2 separate regions of the Homo sapiens genome follow, and region 2 is linked to region 1. The links are chromatin loops, found by intact Hi-C in ENCODE. Cell type or tissue: Calu3. All regions are shown on one strand. Each heading gives the region's core, and the rest is flanking DNA. Links, peaks and the distances in the headings are about the cores only. Region 1 has its middle 42 kb from the start of SGPP1. Region 2 overlaps PPP2R5E (protein phosphatase 2 regulatory subunit B'epsilon).

What was found. Peaks named below come from ENCODE experiments on the same cell type or tissue, not always from the same donor. Only the 100,000 strongest peaks of a DNase experiment are listed, where the experiment ranks them.
Region 2: it touches region 1 in a loop (7-fold over the local background); 50 of 110 quality-filtered maps call a loop at or near these places.

The regions. Positions count from the first base shown.
Region 1 is chr14:63,768,757-63,771,669 of GRCh38, reverse strand. It overlaps a transcript of SYNE2 not described here. Among named protein-coding and RNA genes, the nearest start is that of SGPP1, 42 kb to the right of the region's middle. In Calu3, for the core only: no CTCF peak of the experiment used is centred there; a DNase peak (open chromatin) is centred at 1,289.
Region 2 is chr14:63,387,565-63,390,477 of GRCh38, reverse strand. It overlaps PPP2R5E (protein phosphatase 2 regulatory subunit B'epsilon), which reads left to right. Exons shown (of 14, transcript NM_006246.5): 11 at 747-866. Among named protein-coding and RNA genes, the nearest start is that of GPHB5, 70 kb to the right of the region's middle. In Calu3, for the core only: a CTCF peak has its summit at 1,521; a DNase peak (open chromatin) is centred at 1,477.

The DNA of each region.
Region 1 (2,913 bases), core at 227-2,726:
ACCTCAGCCTCCCAAAATACTGGGATTACAGGCGTAAGCCACCATGCCCGGCCTGTGTTTAGTGTTTTTAATACACTACAGTTTTATCCTTCTATGACGTTTCCAGGTTTTGCTATTATGAACACTTTAGCCAAGAAATTCCCACATATGTTTGTTGGTGTTTGTGCCAAAGTTTCTCTAAGGTAAATACATAGGAGTGAAATTGCTGGATTAGAAATGACATTTTCAATTTTTAAGACAATACCAAATTTTTATCCAAAGTCATTAGCAAAATTTCAGTCACATCAAGAGTGTATAAGGGGCCGGGCGCGGTGGCTCACGCTTGTAATCCCAGCACTTTGGGAGGCCGAGGCGGGCGGATCACGAGGTCAAGAGATCGAGACCATCCTGGCTAACACGGTGAAACCCCGTCTCTACTAAAAATACAAAAAAAATAGCCGGGCGTGATGGTGGGCGCCTGTAGTCCCAGCTACTCGGGAGGCTGAGGCAGGAGAATGGCGTGAACCCGGGAGGCGGAGCTTGCAGTGAGCCGAGATTGCGCCACTGCGCTCCCGCCTGGGCCACAGAGCGAGACTCCGTCTCAAAAAAAAAAAAAAAAAAAAAGAGTGTATAAGGGTTTCTGTGACTCTATTTCCTCACCAACATCAAAAATTGACTGATTTTAGGTCGGGCATGATGACTTATCCCTGGAATCCCAGCATTTTTGGAGGCCCAGGCAGGAGGAACACTTGAGGCCAGGAGATGAAGACCAACCTGGGCAATATAGTGAGACCCTGTCTCTCAATTTTTTTTTAAATTGACTTCTGTAAGCCAGGGTTGATGAATTTAAAATTTTTTTTTATTGAAAAATGTTTGGTTGGGCACAGTGGCTCACACAGTGGATATGGGATCTTGCTCTGTCACCCAGGCTGGAGTGCAGTGGCACAATCACAGCTCACTGCAGGCTCAATCTCCTGAGCTCAAATGATCCTCCCAGCTCAGCCTCCTGAATAGCTGGGACCACAGGTATGTGCCACCCCTTTTCTTTATTTCGGTAAAAACAGTGTCTCACTATGTTGTCCAGGCTGGTCCCAAACTCCCTGGCTCAAGTGATCCTCCTGCTTTAGCCTCCCAAAGTGCTGGGATTACAGACATAAGCCACTGTGCCCAGCCATCATTTTATACTTATTTGAATATTTATGACTGGTTAGCTAAAAAACTATTCAATGAAGCTTTCATCCACAGGAATTTACAAGAAATTCTCCAAAATACTCAGTTATCACTGAGGACTAATGTGCCACCAGAGGGAGCCCAAAGAGGTCGATGAATGTGGCATAGTAGCATTCAAGTCCACACAGGATAGGGGAGTTTAGCTTTACTTAACATTTTTATGGGTATTTTTCACTATTGCTTACATCAAGATCTTGGAGTTTTAATGTATTTTTGCAGTATGTCACATCTTTCCCCCGGTATTTCATTATTTTAATTTTGTTTTTCCATATGACTATGTACAATAAGACATCATGAGATGAAATAACTAGTTCAATATTATACATAAGCCTGGGCAACATGATAAGACACTGTCTCTACAAAAGATAAAAATAAAAAATAATTAGCCAGGCATGATGGCACACCTGTGGTCCCAGCTACTTGGGAGGCTGAGGCAGGAGGATTGCTTGTCCGCGGAGGTCAAGGCTGCAGTGAGCTGTGATTGTGCCACTGCACTCCAGTCAGGACAACAGAGCAAGACCATCTCAAATATATATATATGTTGCCCCTAGAATTTTTTTTTGAGACAGGATCTGGCTCTGTTGCCCAGGCTAGAGTGCAGTGACACAATCTTGGCTCACTGCAACCTCCACCTCCTGGGCTTAAGTGATCCTCCCGCCTCAGCCTCCTGAGTAACTGGGACCACAGGTGCATGCCACCACACTCAGCTGATTTTTCTTTTTCTTTCTTTTTTTTTTTTTTTAGAGACAGGGTTTCACCTTGTTGCCCAGGTGAGTCTTTTTTTTTTTTTTTGAGATGGAGTCTCGCTCTGTTGCCCAGGCTGGAGTGCAGTGGCGCGATCTCGACTCACTGCAAACTCCACCTCCCGGGTTCACGCCATTCACCTGTCTCAGCCTCCCGAAGTAGCTGGGACTACCGGCGCCCGCCACCACGCCCAGCTAATTTTTTTGTATTTTTAGTAGAGACGGGGTTTCACCATGTTAGCCAAGATGGTCTCGATCTCCTGACCTCATGATCTGCCTGTCTCGGCCTCCCAAAGTGCGGGATTACAGGCGTGAGCCACTGTGCCTGGTCTCCAGGTGAGTCTTGAACTCCTGAGCTCAAGCAATTTGCCTGCCTTGGCCTCCCAAAGTGCTGGGATTACAGGCATGAGCCAACATGCCTGGCCTACCCCTGTAATATTTAATGGCCTTCCTGATTCTCTATTCTTAGATTGTTCCCCAGGCACTACAGTCTTGACCTATCTCTAGATGCTGGAACCAATTCTGAAAGTGGAAGTTTACTTCATCGCTCTGGTTACTTCCTACAAGTTAAGCTTGTTTTATTCTAATCTTTTTTAAAACATTTTTTTAGAGATGAGGTCTCACTGTATTGCCCAGGCTGGTCTCAAACTCCTGGGCTCAAGCCATCCTCTTGCCCTGGCTTTCCAAAGTGCTGGGCTTAAAGGTGTAAGCCACCATGCTCAACCTGTCCTCTTCTAATCTTATTGGCTAGACCTAGTAATAGGATTCTGCCACCTCCTAAATCCTCATTGCAATTAATATGTCTTGTGTTTTGTTCTTCATCATCTAGGTGCCTGTCTGAAAACCAGTTCCTCTATGACTGTGATCTCCAAGTGATCACAGTCTTGTCCTGGAAGCCAGACTAGTGATATGCACCTTGTACCTTGCTCCTCAAGGCACCAACAAATAGGAATCCAGAGCA
Region 2 (2,913 bases), core at 102-2,601, 380 kb after region 1:
TATTTATCTGTCATTTTCCCATTATATTTAAAACAATTGACTCTACTGCAGATTTGGCTCCATATTGTGATCTAAAAACTCTGTTTCTTGCGGCACCCGGTGCTGAGTTCACAAGATTCACTGTGCTTTGTAGAGAGCAAGCGTGTGTGTGTGTGTGTGTGTGTGTGTGTGTGTGTGTGTGTCGAGAATGCGTCAGTGCATGCTTATGGGTTTGAAGTGGCACCTGCATGTGAGTGAGTCTGCTCATTTGTGTTTCTTGAACTTTTTGTTGTATTAATGAGTGCGTTCTAGAGCATTGAGCATGTAGCAGGGGCTGTACGTATTTGGCAAATAACCACATTTGAACTTTTGCCTCTTCCATTTAGGAGGGCCACCTTCTCATTGTTTTTTTTAAAAAAAAAAGTGTTGTGGAAAGAGAGCTGGATTACTAATAATAGAGAGGAAGGCCCTACGGGGTCAGTTTTGCTTCTCAGGGGCCGGTGCAGTGTGTGAGTGTCCCTCGTTCTATGTAATATATATACCAAGTAGAGTATTTTTTCCAAGTACGTAGAATTTTTCCAAGTACCCTATGGTGAATTCTTTGTGGAACGAACATCTTCTAACATGGGATAATGACTGGTTCATGTATGTTTGGTTTTATGTGTAAATTTTTCTTAAAATAATCCAAACTCTCATTAATCCTCCTTGTTCTTATGGATTTTTTTTCATGATGTGCCTCACATCTTGTATTTTGCTTGTACTTACAGGTCATGTTCCTTGGGGAACTGGAAGAAATATTGGATGTGATTGAACCTTCACAATTTGTTAAAATCCAAGAACCTTTGTTTAAACAAATCGCCAAGTGTGTATCTAGCCCCCATTTTCAGGTTAGTAGTAAAGAGGACATGAGCCAGGGAGCATGAGTTATTTTGGTTAAATTTTATTTGTTTCAAAAGCAATGTAATGGACCCTAGCTACCTATTGTTTATTTGCTATCCCCTCACATGATGATAATTTTAATAGTGGCCAGCTTATCTTGAGCACTTGCTGCCTAACAGCCACAGTAATGGTGCTTTCTCTCCAGTAACTTTAATTCTCCTAACACCCTGCAAGGAGGGCATTATGTTTTTTTTTTAAAGACATACAGATGTGAACACTGAAGCTCAAAGTGGTCAAAAGTATTTCAGATAATTTCTAAATAAGTGGGCTGGTGAGGTTTCTCTAGTGTGTAAGAGAGAATGCTAAATAATGTTTAAGAGGAAAAGGAGAAAACCTAATATTCCTTACTATGCTAGATACTTTAGGTACATTATTTATAAATGTCCCATTATCCTCTGAAGCTTTTCTAGATGAAAAAAAAAAAAAAATGAGGCTTGGAGAACAATTTACTATAGGTCCCAAGTTAATAGAGAGTAGAGTCAAATTTTGATCTTTGGTGTAGCTGCTTGCTAAAGCCGGTGACCTTCCCATAGCACTGCTCTGCCTCCTCGTGGCCACTCGGGGCAACACTTTTCTTTCTTGGGGCCATGGCTGCAGTGCTGTGGAACCCACACAGGAGGGAAGAAGGGTAAACTGGGGGAGCACACGTTAGGTTTGATTCTTTGGCTGTCTCACCTAAGGCCCGTTTCATAAACCTAGACTGTGCCTATTGATTGGAAGAGATTGTTCAGACTGTGGTTCTTAGCGCAGAACCAGACCTCTAACGGTGTCATTTGATGGCGGACTTTTTCCCTAAGCTGTCAACTATGCTGTATAGTTAGAGACACTAGCTGCTGCTGTTGTTTTGATTTCTGACCAAAAGACATGTTAATATGTTAAAGCAGTGACTTTATGGCAGTCTAGCAGTTGTACCGCAAAGCAAGAAAAAAGAAGATAGAAATCATGACAAGCCTGAATAAAAATGGAAAAATTACAGAACAGTATATAGATATTTTGATACCACTCAGGGCCTTTAGTGCTCACACATCTGGATTGTTTACCTTATTTTTTTCAGTTTTCAGCAGGATGTTTGGCATTATGGAGGTCAAGGAACAAGTATTTTTTTAAAAATGAGCATCATCGGCTGGGCGCAGTGGCTCATGCCTGTGATCCCAGCACTTTGGGAGGCTGAGGCGGGTGGATCATGAGGTCAGGAGTTTGCGACCAGCCTGGCCACCATGGTGAAACCCTGTCTCTATTAAAAATACAAAAATTAGCTGGACGTGGTGGCGGGCGCCTGTAATCCCAACTACTCGGGAAGCTGAGGCAGGAGAATCGCTTGAAACTGGAAGGCAGAGATTGCAGTGAGCTGAGATCATGCCATTGTACTCCAGCCTGGGCAACAAGAGCGAAACTCCATCTAAAAAACAAAAAAAGAAAGAAAAAAGAAAGGAGAAAAAAAAAAAAAGAGCATCACCAGAAAGGCCTAAGCGTTACTCAGAAGCTTAGAAAAGAGAGGCCATGTCTTTGTCAGCTTGGGCTGCCATAACAAGACTGGCGACTTAAACGACATTTATTTTCTCACAGCCCTGGAGGCCAGAAGTTTGAGATCAGGATGACAGCATGGTTGGTTTCTGGTGAGATCCTGCTTTCTGGCATGCAGATGGCCTTCTTCTTGCTGTATGCTCACGTGGCCTTTCCTGGCATGTGCATACAGAGAGAGGCAATCTCACTCTCTTCCTCTTCTTATAAGGCCCCTGTATTATCTGGTTAGGACCCCACCCTTATGAGCTCATGTAACCTTAATTACCTCCTAAAAGTCTTGTGTCCAAATATAGTCACGTTGGGGATTAGGACTTCAACATATGAATTGTGGAGGGGACACAATTCAATTTGTCGAAGAAAGAAAAAAGGATTTTAAATTATTTGGCAGAAGTAAAATTGAGAACAAAGGGAAGAGGCTCTTATTTATTAAGTGTTCATTAATAAATGTTTGCTGGTTCATCCACAAACATT